Regions from separate parts of the Homo sapiens genome. Here region 2 is linked to region 1. Evidence: chromatin contacts called from ENCODE Hi-C or POLR2A ChIA-PET data. All regions are on one chromosome and are shown on one strand. The core of a region is the stretch at or near the end of the contact, and the rest is flanking DNA. Distances in the headings are between cores, read along the strand shown. Region 1 holds the start of SGSH (N-sulfoglucosamine sulfohydrolase). Region 2 overlaps TBC1D16 (TBC1 domain family member 16).

What was found. A loop is a pair of places that touch in the nucleus more often than their neighbours do. ChIA-PET counts read pairs that join two places held with the same protein, here RNA polymerase II (POLR2A). Pooled maps may share reads with other maps.
Region 2: a map of prostate gland shows a loop between it and region 1 (2.7-fold over the local background). The contact joins the enhancer-like site here to the promoter of SGSH in region 1. A Hi-C loop is called at or near these places in 1 of 168 maps with a recorded cell type or tissue (prostate gland) and 10 of 50 pooled maps. POLR2A ChIA-PET finds 5 or more read pairs at or near these places in 3 of 52 experiments (H1, WTC11 and activated CD4-positive, alpha-beta T cell).

What each region holds. Positions count from the first base shown.
Region 1 is chr17:80,217,755-80,225,037 of GRCh38, reverse strand. SGSH (N-sulfoglucosamine sulfohydrolase) reads left to right here and starts at 4,705. Exons shown (of 8, transcript NM_000199.5): 1 at 4,705-4,812. The coding sequence starts at 4,725. It overlaps SLC26A11 (solute carrier family 26 member 11), which reads right to left and starts at 4,611. Exons shown (of 18, transcript NM_001166347.2): 1 at 4,542-4,611; 2 at 3,923-4,122; 3 at 3,244-3,490; 4 at 2,191-2,383; 5 at 1,701-1,786. The coding sequence starts at 3,477. RefSeq lists enhancers at 1,211-2,048, 2,049-2,886, 5,544-5,663 and silencers at 4,384-4,453, 4,474-4,743.
Region 2 is chr17:79,994,026-80,001,308 of GRCh38, reverse strand. The region is part of intron 3 of TBC1D16 (TBC1 domain family member 16); the gene reads left to right. Among named protein-coding and RNA genes, the nearest start is that of TBC1D16, 38 kb to the left of the region's middle. RefSeq lists an enhancer at 7,213-7,283. Within about 2 kb of position 3,593, at least 11 of the 41 ENCODE cell types and tissues checked have a DNase peak (open chromatin) inside an H3K27ac peak, as active enhancers do.

The DNA.
Region 1 (7,283 bases), core at 3,456-5,955:
TGAGACCCAACAGGAGTCAGAGGGGAAAGTTGAGGCCCTGGATCCCATGGCCACAGGCTCAAGGACCCTGCCCTAAAACTGCTGCGCACAGGGTGGGTGGGGTTAGGACATCCTGGGGGGCGGACTCTGGGACTGTTGGGGTAGGGTCTTCTGTCCTGGGCCTGTCAGGAGGACGCCCCTCCCCCCAGATGGCTGCAGAGTCCCTGGGCGGGGCTAGGGTTGCCAAGTATGAAGGCATGAACAAGGGATGCCTTCCACTCTCCACTCTCCGCTCTCCACTCTCACTGGGATCCTACAAAAGAACATTCTTGACACCAAAAATGATGTTTCCAGATTAAAGAACCAACCATGCCCTGAAACAGCATTTGCCAAGCTAACCCTGAGAGATGCGTGTAGATAACGTACAAATCACGCTCACCCACACCTAAGTTGGTCCCTCCTCTCTCAAATGGAAATAATGATAAATCTACCTCCCGGGGTGTGTTGAGAATTACACATGGAGAGTGTCCTGCCCAGTGCCTCGCACGTAGCAAGAGTGCAAAAAGTGTCTACTTTATTCTCACACTCACACACTCACACTCTCACACTCACACTCTCACACCCACACCCACTCTCACTCACTCACACTCACTCTCACACTCATACACTCACACACGCGCGCGCGCACTCACACTCCCTCACACCCACACCCACTCTCACACTCTCACTCATACACACTCACACTCTCTCACACACACACGCACACTCACTCACACACGCACTCACTCACACACGCACACACTCACACACTCCCTCAAACCCACTCACACTCTCACACACTCACTCATTCACACACTCACACACACTCATACACACTCTCACACACACTCTCCTGTCCTTGGTCTTCTCATGGTACCTCCATCAGGGAAGACTGTCTCAGGCCAGCCTGGAACAGGGCCTGGCTTGGGGAAGATGACCTGCAGTGACACAGGGTCAGGAGGCAGCATGTGACCCTAGTCTGCCATGAGGGCCGCATGGTCCCATCTGTGGAATTGGGCTCACTTCACTCCACACACACCCCACTGAGCACCCCCCTACTGCACCAGCCCAATGCTGGGCGGCCATGGCTGGGAGAAGGACAGTTCCTACCCTCGAGGAACTTACAACCCAGCAAAAACAGAATAAATTACACCCTCAGCTGATGACTGATTTTAGTACTTATTATAAATGTTTTAAAAGAAAATATAAAAGGCATGGCATTTAAAAAATATTAAACAGAAACCAGAAAAAAAAGCACAAAACAAAACCATCTAACTAAATTGGCATGGGGAAATAATTTGCCTATAGAAATTCTAGCAGCATGCTCATGACTGGTGGGGCCTGCTGGGTGTGCCCAGTGCAGGGAGAACAGAGCCACGTCACAGAGCCAGCCAAGCACACTGGCACGGAAACTCGGGCAAGAGCAGGGGGATGGAATTACCGGCCCCCAAGTTACCCGCTGTGAAATCCAACCATCACGTGACATCCCTCCCAGGAGGGTCATTTTATTAACAGGGGACCCATGAGAGCACCGCGTGCTTCTTGACCCATGGAAGACAATCTGAAACAGCAAGACGTCCACTGGCCACAGGGATCAGGACTGGCCTCAGTCCTGCTCCCGCCATCCCTGTGCCAACGAGCAGTGGCCAAAGAGCAGTGCCCTGGGTGGGCGCCGTGCCTACCTTGATCTGTCCAAAGCCGATGGTGACGGCAGCAGCAGAGGTGAAGCCTTTAATGACGGGGTAGGAAATGAAGTCCAGCAGGAACCCTGGCCAGCCAAGAGGGGACATCGAGCTGGTCCCGGCTCCACCCAGTCCCAGAGGATGAGGGGAGATGTGAGCTGGGGAAGGTGGCAATGGGTGGGATTGGGGAGCAGATACCGCAGCTAAGGACTGGGGGTAACACACCCTGTTTGGCTGTTTTTGGAGAGCAGAAAAGGGAGACTGGGGTCTGAGGCCACAGGCACTTCTCCAAGTGTCCTGGCCTCTAAGCAGAAAAGAGTAGACTAAGAGCCAAGTGCCCCACCCCCTCCACCACCCACCCACCTACACACACACACATACATACCCACACCCCAACACGCACACACACGCACACGGGGATAGACTTGAAATGCAAACAAGCAAATGCTGAGGTCGAGGGCATCCCCTTGGCAAGAAGGTAGAGCCTCACCCAAACGCAGGACCCCCATGGCCAGCTGGATGCAGCCGGACAGGAAGGCCAGCAGCACAGCGTAGGCGGGCTCATGGAAGGTGTAGAAGGAGACCAGGAGGGACATAATGGCGGTGGGGCCCAGAGTCACATCCCGGGAGGTGCCCAGGAAGAAATACACGAAGCAGCCCATGAAGGCAGAGTAGAGGCCATACTGTGGGGAGAGAGGGTGGTGAGCACTCAGGAGGCCGAGGCCCATCCACCAGCTCCCTAGTGTGCGTGTCCAAGCTCGGGATGTGTGGGTGTCAGCTGTGTCCAGGCCCAGGTTAAAGGTGCACCGCCCTGCCCTGTGGGTGGACCTGCAGTGATCAGGAGGCCACTTTTTTAGCAGCACTCAACTGGGGCCTCAGGGTGCAGACAGCCAGGCAGAGGGGTCGGTGCAGGCCCGTGTGCTGTGTCCAAGTCTGAGGAAGCATTCTTTTTTTTTTTTTTTGAGATGGAGTCTCGCTCTGTCGCCCAGGCTGGAGGGCAGTGGCACAGTCTCGGCTCACTGCAAGCTCCGCCTCCCGGGTTCACGCCATTCTCCTGCCTCAGCCTCCCAGGTAGCTGGGACTACAGGCACCCGCCACCACACCTGGCTAATTTTTTGTATTTTTAGTAGAGACGGGGTTTCACCCTGTTAGCCAGGATGGTCTCCATCTCCTGACCTTGCGATCCGCCTGCCTCGGCCTCCCAAAGTGCTGGGATTACAGGCTTGAGCCACCGCACCCAGCCTAATTTTTGTATTTTTAGTGGAGACGGGGTTTCACCATTTTGGTCGGGCTGGTCTTGAACTCCTGAGGCCTCCATGAGTCATCTCGCTGGCCCCTCCATAACCAGCTCAGTGTCTGTGTGTGCCAAACAGGCATAGGAGCCTGGGTCGGCCCAGAGACAATCTGCGTCACACACTGTAAACCAAAGGTTCCTTGGGGCCCAGGGGCTGGAAACCTGGAATCGCTGATGGTGTCTGGGATTGATACTGTGTATTCTGCACTGTTTCTGAGATATGGCTGGCAGCAGGGTCAGACGCCTCACCTGGGGCGGGAGTCCAGCCACTTCAGCATAGGCCAGCGCCTGGGGAATGGCAGTGAGGCCAACTGAGAGGCCGGCGACGAAATCCATCTTCAGCCACTGCAGGGAGTAGCTGGGCAGCCACGCCAGGATGGGCAGCCTCCTCTGCAGGGCCGCAGGGGAGCAGCAGCAGGCGCTCGGGGCCATCCCGGGGCCAGAGGACCTGGCCTGACCCAGCGCCGTCACCGAAGAAGGCATCTCTACGGTGGGGCTGGGGGGTGCAGGTGACACAGACCAGCAGTCAGAGCGTGGCCTTTGAAGAACCCGGCAACACTGGTCAGGGTCGGCGGGTGTCAGGAGAGGTCACTATGGGTCTCCCCTCCCCAGGGGGGCGAACGGCTCTAAGAGGAAGCCAACAATGTGTGCAAGATGGGGACTGGGCCAAGACTGGAAGGCCCACCCCGTCCCTCATCACCCTCTCTCCCTGAATCCCCCCCGTGCAAATCCTGGGTGCCTTCTGTCCCTCCATCCTCAACTCTCCCAGATAAGAAACTGATAAGCGATTCCTCATTGAGAAGTCTGAAGACTAATTAGGCTCAACACTTCTGGCCCCTGGAGAACCGACTTCCTTTGCCTTTTTTTCCGTCTCCCCAGGGAATTTAACGGGGAGCAGCGCAGAGAGAAGCTGGGCCCGCGGGCGCACCGTAGGCTGGCGGGGGGTGCGGGTGGCAGCCAGGAGATCCAGCGGGGCTCCGAGGTTTTCCAACTGCGCACCAAGGCGGGCTCCACCCGCTACGGTGGACTGCGGCGCTCGAGGGAGAGTGGGGGGGTCCTCCGCTCCTGAGGCCACGCCTCGCTCAGCCCCCACCTGTGGCTTTCACAGCCCTGGAGTTCTAGTTGCTTCTGGGAGGACATCAGAGGCGCCCGGTTAATTCAGGTGCGCAGCATCTTCCAGGGCCCCGGCGCCCGCGCGCAGAGCCGCCACCCTCACCCCCAGCCCCCCACGCCCCCGGCCGCTCCGCTCCGGGCAAAATCCACTCCCCGGCCCCCGGCCCCGCCCACAAGGCCGCTGGCTCCGGATCCTGGGGTCTCCGGAGGAGACCCTGCGCCACCTGACCGTCCGCGGTCCCTTGGCCCCGAGCAAGGCCGAGGGCCGCGGGGACCCGGGTAGGGACGCGGCGGGGGAGTGGTCCCCACGGGAGGCCCCCGCACTTCAGGACTCCGCGCTGGCCCCCGCGTCGGCTGCCCCCGGCGACCCCGGCCACTGTCCGCTCCCCCTGCCCCTGGTCCCCGCTCGCCGCCCTCGCGGGCCACGGACTCACCCACTCGGCGATGCAGCTTGGGGTCTCCTGGCGTCGCCGCAGCTGGGTCCGCAGGAATCGCCGGGGACAGGCCGGGGCGGGGTCTGGCGCGCACGTGACCGGGGTCGGGGCAGGGGGCGGGGCCGAGCGGGAGACCAGAGAGCCGGAGCCGGATCCCGATCCCGAGTCCGAGCCGCCGCCGCCATGAGCTGCCCCGTGCCCGCCTGCTGCGCGCTGCTGCTAGTCCTGGGGCTCTGCCGGGCGCGTCCCCGGAACGCACTGCTGCTCCTCGGTGAGTGCCGGCGCCGCCCCCCCACGCCCACCTGCGGTGGCCCGGGGAAGTGGCCACTGGCCTCCTCCCCACCCGTGGTCAATGCTGACCCTAGTGTGCCCTGCCCTTGTATCCCCCGCTGCCATTCCCTCTCGTCCTCCTCTCTGTGCCGCCCCCAGACTCTTCACGGGTGTCTCCCCAGAGAGGGCAGCAAAGGCTGGAGGAGTGAGCCCCAGCATCCAGCACCCCTACACTTACCTCGTGCCGCCTGTCCCACCCTCCTCTGACCCTGCCCAGCCAGGGCTCAGGGGTCCACGGATCTCAAATCCCTCTTGGGAGGGGATCCCAGAGGAGGGGCTGGTGCTCCGGTCCCCAGAGACTGCAGACAGGGTGCCCTCCTGGCTCTCATTTCCGACCCCAGAGCCTGTGTCTCAGCTGTCTTTTCCCTTATCCCAAGGGCACAGCCCTCCACCACCCACCCACCACCGTCTCCCCCAACCCCAGTCCCTCTCAGAAACCCCAGGTTCCTCCAGAGCAAGCACCGTGCTGCTCACAAGACTTCCGGTTTAGGTAATCAAGGCTCTGGCTCATGACAAGTGACAAGGCCAAACCCAAGGCCTGCGATTCTTTCCCCTTCTGAGGTCTGGCGCCCTGCCAGTTGCCCTCTTTCTGATTAATTTTGTGGTCTCTGGGCGGGGGTTCGGCTCACTGTAACATAAACAGCTCTCCTGCCAACTCCTCGCCTCCCAGAAACACAGCAGAGAATCTGCATGGACCCTCACCTGCGGATCAGAATTCCTACAGGAGGCTGTCAGAGTCCAGGCTATGCGGCCCCTGGGCTAGGGCCTTTCTTAGCACGGACTGCCATGGATCGGCTTAAACAGAAATGTATTTCTCACAGTTCTGTGGGCTGAAAATCCAAGGTCAGGGTGCCAGCTTGGTTGGGTTCCAGTGAGGGTCCACTTTCGGCTTACAGGTGGTCACCCTCTCACTGTTTCCTCACATGACAAGCGGATGGGGGTGGTCTCACTTCCTTTTCCTTTCTTTTTCCTTTCTTTCCTTTTTTTTTTTTTTTTTTTTTTTTTGTGAGACAGGGTCTCACTCTGTCACCCAGGCTGGAGCACAGTAGCACAATCACAGCTCACTGCAGCCTCAATCTCCCAGGCTCAAGCGATCCTCCTGCCTCAGCCTCCCAAGTAGCTGGGACCTCAAGTGCACATCACCATGCCTGGCTAATTTTTGTATTTTTTGTAGAGACAAGGTCTCACTGTGTTGCCCAGACTGGTCTCGAACTCCTGGGCTCAAGCAATCTTCCTGCCTTGGCCTCCCGGGTGCTGGGCTTACGGGCATGAAACACTGCACCCGGCCCTCTCTTTCTTTTCCTTTAAGTCCACAGTCCTGTCAGATCAGGATCTCATCCTTATGATTCATTTACCCTTAATTAAGGACCCTGTCTCCAGATACAGTGATGTTGACGTTAGGGCTTCAGCATATGAATTCTGGGAGGACACAGTTCAGACCATAGCAGGCCCACAGCCAAGTGCCGAGACACTCTGGGTTTGGAGAAGGGCAGCTTTCTTCCTGGCCTGCGGGTACGGAGCACAGCCCATCCCGCTCTCCCTCCAGGTTTACGTGGCTGCCATGTGCTCACACCTGTGGGTACTGTGGGGTGGAGGATGGAAGCCCAACTGGAAGGTGCCCAGCCTCCTCTGTCCATCCATGGACCACATTGCCTCTGAGGGAGCTGGGGAAAGTGTTGGTCTGGGGGTTCCCACCAGCCTCTCCTGTGGTGCCCCCAGTGTCCTCTACTCCAGAGCAGGGGGAAGAAGCTTGGTGTGGTTGTAGGAGTTCAGCGGCCTGTCCCTGTTTCCTGCTGCCCAGTGTGTGGCCCTGGGCACTGCACCTCACCTTTCTGGGCCTCAGCTGCTTTGTGTAGGATGAAAGGGTTGAAATAGACAACCTGCAAGGTCACTAGGCCTTTGAGATGGCATCAGTGAGAAGCAGCGGTGGGACGCACACACATAGAGCTTTAGACGCGCCCTGGGCGAGGCTCTCCTGCCCTCTGCCCCATGCGGTTTCCGCTGAGCCCAGAATTGCCCAGCAGTTCTGTGGCCATGCGCTCAGCCGCTGTCTGCCTAAATGCCTAGCCGGCTAACACGCCCACCCAGGTAGCATGCCTGCTGGGGTATCATCAAGCTTGTTGGGTCATCATGCCTGCATGAGTATCTTGCCCACTTGGGTACCATGCCTGCCTGCTAACATGCCTATGCAGGTACCAGGCTTGCCTGGGTACCATGCCCATCTGCTTATACCCACCAGCTATCAGTCCAGCCTGTGTACCATGCCCACCTGCCAACATACCCACCGGGTATCATGCCTGCTTAGGGTATCATCAAGCTTATTGTGGTATGATGCCTGCTTATCATGCCCACTTGGATACCATGCCTGCCTGCTAACATACCAACCACGCATCATCCCTGCTGGATACCAGT
Region 2 (7,283 bases), core at 2,344-4,843, 220 kb after region 1:
GGCAGGCTCTGTGTGGCGTTCCTCCCTCCCCCAGACTCCCCCCTGCCCAAGCCAAGGTGGCCACCACCAGCTGCTCCGCCTGCACCCAGAGAGTGGCCGATGCCAGGGGTCTGAGGGAAGCTGTTACGGGAAGGGCAGCTGGCTGGTCAGAGCCCCATGAACTGGCATGTGGCCATAGTCAGTCTAGAAATGGCCACAGGACATAGCCTCGCCCCAGCAGTCTCACTGTCAGGCGGAGAAGCCAAGCAGGCGCCCAGCCGAGCACTGGTCCCCTCCCTGGCTGCCCCTCAGCTCTGGGAGCTTGGAGGGGCTGCCAAAGAATTCGACTGGGATGCCACCGTGCCCAGCCCTCTGGTGTGCAACTGTGGCATGGCTGTTTGGCTCACACATGATGTCTAGGCAGAGAAGGGGCTGGCGGGCTTGGTTGGGTGAGGCCTGTAAGTGAGCTTTGGTCAGAGACCCAGCTGTGAATCCAAGCTCCACTCAAGACCCGCAGGGGGTGGCCTTGGACGGTGTTGAACCACTCTGTACCTCAGTTTACTCCTCTGTGAAGTGGGGGCATTGTGGGGGTTCAGGAAGGCCGTGCGTGTAAAGCTCTGCACAGAGGGCTCAGTACAGGGCAGATAGACAGTCATCATCACTGTGTACCTGACTGAGTTGCCAGCCCCGTTGGACGTGCTCGTATCAGTGTCCTGGGGCTGCTGTGACAAAGGACCACAAACCGGGTGCTTGAAACAAGAGAAATGTATTCTCTCACAGTCCTGGAGCCAGAGGTCCAAAATCAAGGTGTCTGCAGAGCCACGCTCCCTCTGGAAGGTCTAGGGGAGGGTCCTTCCTGGTCTCTTCCGGTTTGAGTGGCTGCAGGCATTCCTTGGCTTGTGGCCACATCATTCCGACCCCTGCCTCTGTTGCCACATGGACAGGGTGTGTCCCTTTGTGTGCCCTCTCTTCTTCTCATACGGATGCCAGTCATTAGATAGGGCCTACTCAAATCTAGGGTGACCTCATCTTAGCTTGGTGACATCTGCTGAGACCCTATTTCTGAATAAGGTCACATTGGGAGCTTCTGTGTGGACATGAATCTTGGGGGAGCACTGTTCACCGCGGCATATGCTCTATGGGTGCCAACCTGAATCCCAGAAACAGCTCCCGACATCAGTGTGGTCATCACCCCGTTTTAGGAAAGGGTGACGCAGAGCTCAAGCCTTCAGCACAAGTGATGGCTGAGCAGTGACTCTGGTTAAAAACAAAAAGCAAAAAACCAAACACAATCAGGGCCCTGAGAAACTCCTTGTTTCTGTCATGTCAGTTGCTCCTCATGGCCCAGCCTCGTCGACCCCTAGAGCTGAGCGAGTGAGTCTGGTCAGGAGTCCCAGACAGGTTGCTGGGGCCCCGGCAAAGACACTATAGAAATGGGCTTCCAAAGAGACAAAAGAGATTGTGTTCATTTTAGAAATTCGAGGGTGGCCAGGCCTGGTGGCTCAGGTCTGTAATCCCAGCACTTTGAGAGCCCAAGGCGGGCGGATCACCTGAGGTCAGGAGTTCGAGACCAGCCTGGCCAACATAGTGAAACCCCGTCTCTACTAAAAAGTACTAAAATTAGCCAGGCGTGGTGGTGGATGCCTGTAATTCCAGCTACTCGGGAGGCTGAGGCAGGAGAATCACTTGAACCCAGGAAGCGGAGGTTGCAGTGAGCCGAGATCACGCCACTGCACTCCAGCCTGGGCAACAGAGTGAGACTCCATCTCAAAAAAAAAAAAAAAAAAAAAAAAAAAGAAATTTGGGGGAAAGGCAGAAGGGAAATATTTGTGATCTTTGATCCCTCTGGTGTTGCCGTTATCATTTTGGTTGGTTTTCTTCCTGGACTTTCAAAGTTGGGAATTGTAATTGTCTATTCCAGGGGTTGGCAGGTGGGCCAGACAGCAAGTATTTTCTGCTTTGGGGGCCAGATGGTTTTGGCTGCAGCTTTTCAATTCTGCCCTTGTAGCATGGAAGCCACCACACAATGTATGTTAATTGGCATGGCTGTGTTCCATTAATTTTTTTTTTTTTTGAGACAGTGTCTCACTCTCTCGCCCAGGCTGGAGTGCAGTGGTGTGATCTTGGCTCACTGCAACCTCCACCTCCTGAGTTAAAGCAATTCTCCTGCCTCAGCCTCCCGAGTAGCTGGGACTACAGGTGCCCACCACCACACACGGCTAATTTTTGTATTTTTACTAGAGATGGGGTTTCGCCGTGTTGGCCGGGCTGGTCTCAAATTCCTGACCTCAGGTAATCCCCCCGCCTCGGCCTCCCAGAGTGCTGGGGTTACAGGCGTGAGCCACCGCGCCCAGCCCCATTCACGTTTTATTAAGGATACTGAAAGTGGAATTTCATATAATTTTCATGTGTTGTGAAATATTCTCCTCTGGATTTTTTTCAACATTTAAAAATGTTCAAAACCATCCTTCACATGAAACCTGCACGCAGGTGTTTGTAACCACTTCATTCATACGGGCGCGGTGGAAGCAGTCAGGATACCCTGTGGTGGTGGGTGGATGTGCGAACGGTGGCGCTTCCCTGCAAGGGAATATTGTTTATGGATAAAAGGAAATGAGCTGTCAAGCCTTGAGCAGATGTGGAGGATGCTGAAATGTACATTGCTACGTGGAAGAAGCCAATCTGGGCCGGGTGCGGTGGCTCACACCTGTAATCCCAGCGCTTTGGGAGGCCGAGGTGGGTGATCACTTGAGCTCAGGAGACCAGCCTGGGCAACATGGTGAAACCTTGTCTCTACAAAAAAAAAAAAAAAAAATTATAATAATAATACAAAAATTAGCCGGGCATGGTGGCTCACACATGTAGTCCCAGCTACTTGGGGGGCTGAGGCAGGAGGATTGCTTGAGCCCAGAATGCGGAGGTTGCAGTGAGCTTAGATTGCACCACTGCCCTCCAACCTGGGTCACAGAGTGAGACCCTATCTCAAAAAAAACAAAAAACACCAGTCTGAAAAGGCTGCAAGCTGCATGATTCCAGCTCTAGGACATTCTGGAAAAGGCAAAATTGTGAAGACAGTAAACAGATCAACACCTGCTGGGGGCTCAAGAGGAGAAAAAGATAAATGGGCAGATACTGGATTCCAAAGGCAGCGACACTATTCTTTTTCCTTTTCTTTTCTTGTCTTTTTTTTTTTTTTTTTTTTTTGAGACAGAGTTTTGCTCTTTGTGCCCAAGCTGAAGTGCAATGGCACAATCTTAGCTCACTGCAACCTCCACCTCCTGGGTTCAAGCGATTTTCCTGCCTCAGCCTCTTGAGTAGCTGGGATTCCAGGCTCCCGCCACCACACCCAGCTAATTTTTGTATTTTCAGTAGAGACGGGGTTTCACCACGTTGGCCAGGCTGATCTTGAACTCCTGACCTCAGGTGATGCACCCTCCTTGGCCTCCCACAGTGCTGGGATTACAGGCGTGAGCCACCGCGCCCGGCTGCAGTGACACTATTCTGTGTGAGGCTGCAATGATGGACGCCTGCCACTGTGTCTCTGAAACCCCATAGACTGTACAACACCAAGAGTGAACCTAGTAGAAGCCCTGAACGTCAGTTATTACTGATAATGTATCAATATTGGCTCATCAGTTACAGCAAATGTACCACGCAAATGCAAGACATTAATGGTATGGGAAAGTGTGTACATTGAGGGGAAACTCGCTGTACTCTGCTCAGTTTTTCTGTGAACCTAAAATCGCTCTAAAAAAGAAAGTCTATTCATTTAAAAAAGTCTTCGTTCATGGGCTGTACAGAGGCAGAGGGCAGCCTCAATTTGGCCCTCGGGCCATGGTTTGTGGATCCCCCGGTTTAGGCTAACAGTGCCCAATAGAAATGTAACGTGAGCCACCTCTGTGATTTAAAATTTTCCATTAGCCACGTTTAAAAGTTTTTATTTCGAAGTAACTACAGGAAGTTGCAAAAAAAAAAAAAGTACCGGGAGGCCCTATACACCCTTCACCCACTTCCCCCCATGGTGACATCCTGCATAGAAGCATAGTACACTCTCCAAACCAGGAAATTGAGGTTGGTACAGTCCACAGGTCTCACGGGTATTACAGGCACCCATCTGTGCTTGTGTGTTTAGAATCCTGTGCCACTGGGATACATGTAGCTTCCGGCAACTACTACCACTAGCTAGACGCAGAACCACTCCCCCACCGCAGGGTTCCTCCACGCTGCCCTGGCACAGGGCAACCACTCCTCTGTAAGAATTTTACGTAACTGGAACCCTGCATGATGTCAGCTTTGAGATGGACTTTTTTTGGTTCAGCATCATCCTGTGAAGCTCTATCCAAGCTGTCCTGTGTGTCAAGAACTTGTTCCTTTCTACTGCTGAGTAGCAGCACCCCACGGTCCACGCGCTCACGGACTGATGGACATGAACCATGGCTTCCCATTCAGGGGCGACTGTGAATAAAGCTACTAGGAACATTCATGTGTGGGGTTTTGTTGGAACCTAAGTTTTCGTTTCTCTAGGATAAATTCCCACAAATGCACTTGCCGAGTCATATGTGGATTGATTGTGTGATTAGTTTTTTAAAATACGTTTTTTATCTAGTAAAAATAGAGACAGGGTTTTTGCCATGTTGCTCAGGCTGGTCTCGAACTCCTGGGCTCAAGCAATCCTCCCGCCTCGGCCTCCCAAAGTGCTGGGATTGCAAGCGTGAGCCACCGTTCCCGGCCTATGTGCTTAGTTTTTAAAGCAATTGCTAAACTGTTGCATAGAGTGGCTGGGCCGTTTTACACTCCCACCAGAAATTTACGAGTGCCTTGTTTCTCCACATCCTCATCAGTATTTGAGGTTGTCACTATTATTTTTTTTAAGCATCCTGATGGGTGTGTAGTGACATCTCATTGTGGTTTTAATCAGCATTTCCCTAATGGCTCGTGATGTCGAATATCGTTTTGTGTGTTTATTTGCCATCCAGGTATCTGATTCTTTGGCGGAAGATCTCTTTGTCTCTTAAGCATCTTCTTATATCTTAATAATATATATCGAAAGGCTTATGGGGACAACCTTTGGTTGGAGGATTTTGGAAAAAGTCATAATATGATTTATTGTGGCAACCAGAAGCGATAATATTGTTCTAGTGACAGGTAACAACCTGCTTTTTTATTCCTGTTAATACATGATTTCTTTTGTGACTGTAATAAAACAATGTATACAAACGATTCACTGCAATGAAGACAGATACCCAAAGAGACAAAGAGACATCGTCTAATCCATTTTTTGTTTGTTGACTACTGAGTTTTGAGAGTTGATTATACACTCTAGAAACTAGTCCTTTGCTAGATATGAGGATTGCAAATATTTCTCCCAGTCTGTAGTTCTTTTTTTCATCCTCTTAACAGGATCTTGCACAAAGCAAAAGACTTTAATGTTGATGAAGTCCAGGTTATGAGTTGTGCCTTTTATGAATCATACTTTTCATGTCAAGCTCAAGAACTCCTGACCTAGTCCTAGATCCTGAAAGTTTTTTTCTTTTTTTTTGTTTTTGAGACAGAGTTTCGCTCTGTCGCCCAGGTTGGAGTGCAGGGGCGCGATCTCGGCTCACTGCAAACTCCGCCTCCCAGATTCACGCCATTCTCCTGCCTCAGCCTCCCGAGTAGCTGGGACTACAGGCGCCCACCACCACGCCCGGCTAATTTTTTGTATTTTTAGTAGAGACGGGGTTTCACTGTGTTAGCCAGGATGATCTTGATCTCCTGACCTCGTGATCTGCCCACCTCAGCCTCCCAAAGTGCTGGGATTACAGGCGTGAGCCACCGCGCCCGGCCGATCCTGAAGGTTTTCTCCTGTTATTTTCCTAAAAGTTTTACGGGGTCGAGGTTTATTTATTTATTTATTGCCTATGGATGTGCAATGACTCCCGCGTCGTTTGTTGAAGAGGCTGCTCTTCCTTCATTGAGACGCTTTGCTCTTTTGTCCAATATCAGTTGGGCATATTTGTGTGGGTCTTATAGGTACAATTTTTTTTTTTTGAAACGGAGTCTCAGTTTGTCACCCAAACTGGAGTGCCGTGGTGCGATCTCAGCTCACTGCAACCTCCGCCTCCTGGGTTCAAGCAATTCTCCTACCTCAGCCTCCGGAGTAGCTGGAATTACAGGAGTGCCTCACCACACTCAGCTAATTTTTGTATTTTTAGTAGAGATGGGGTTTCACCATGTTGGCCAGGCTGGTCTTGAACTCCTGACCTCAGGTGATCCGCCTGCCTTGGCCTCCCAATGTGCTGGGATTACAGGCTATGAGCCACGGTGCCCGGCCATAGCTACATTTTTACAAGTCAAAAAACAAAAAGAAAACAAACAAAAAGGTGAAAATTTTTGTAAATTACCCAGCTTGTTCAAAATAGTATCATTCCAATGTGGGATCAGTATACACGGCCGCCGATGGGAAGTGTTTTACATTCTCTCTGTTTACCAAGTCCTGGGAATTTCGCGTGTACTTTACACCTAGACCACGTCTCAAGTGTGATGCCACATGTGGCTTGGGGTCACTGCCTTGGCCAGCACGAGTCTACACAGATTGGCGACCTGCTTTTTTGAAAAAACATTCTCGGCCGGGCGCAATGGCTCACGCCTGTAATCCCAGCACTTTGGGATGCCGAGGCTGGTGGATCACCTGAGGTCAGGAGTTCAAGACAAGCCTGGCCAACATGGTGAAACCCTGTCTCTATTAAAAATACAAAAATTAGCCGGGCGTGGTGGCAGACACCTGTAATCCCAGCTACTTGGGAGGCTGAGACAGGAGAATTGCTTGAACCCAGGAGGCAGAGGTTGCAGTGAGCTGTGATCACGCCATTGCACTCCAGCCTGGGGGACAAGAGTGAGACTTCGTCTCAATAAAAAAATAAACAAAACAAAACAAAACAAAATATTCTCTGGCCAGCCCTTCTTCATGGACTCCCTCTTCCTTTGTCCTTGATGGTTGGGCAGCCTCTAGGAGGAGGGGGTTTCATTGCCTCTTGTCGGGGGTTCACAGCCCTGGCACCCCCCCGGCCCTGAGCTGGGATTCTAGAAGTCACCAGCCAGGTATGTCCCCCAAGGGAGCTGGATTCTAAAGAGATGGGGGCGGAGCCAGTGCATCTGGTGGGCCGTCTTAAACCATGCTGTTATTGACTGTCTTCCGAAGGACTGACAGCTCTTTAAAAAGCTGACCTTTCTAGTAAAACTGTCAGGACAGGGAGGAAATAAGTGCCTCAAACCTCCTGAACCAAAAAGAAGGAAGTTCAGGCTCCTGGAGAGGCAGTGCTCCC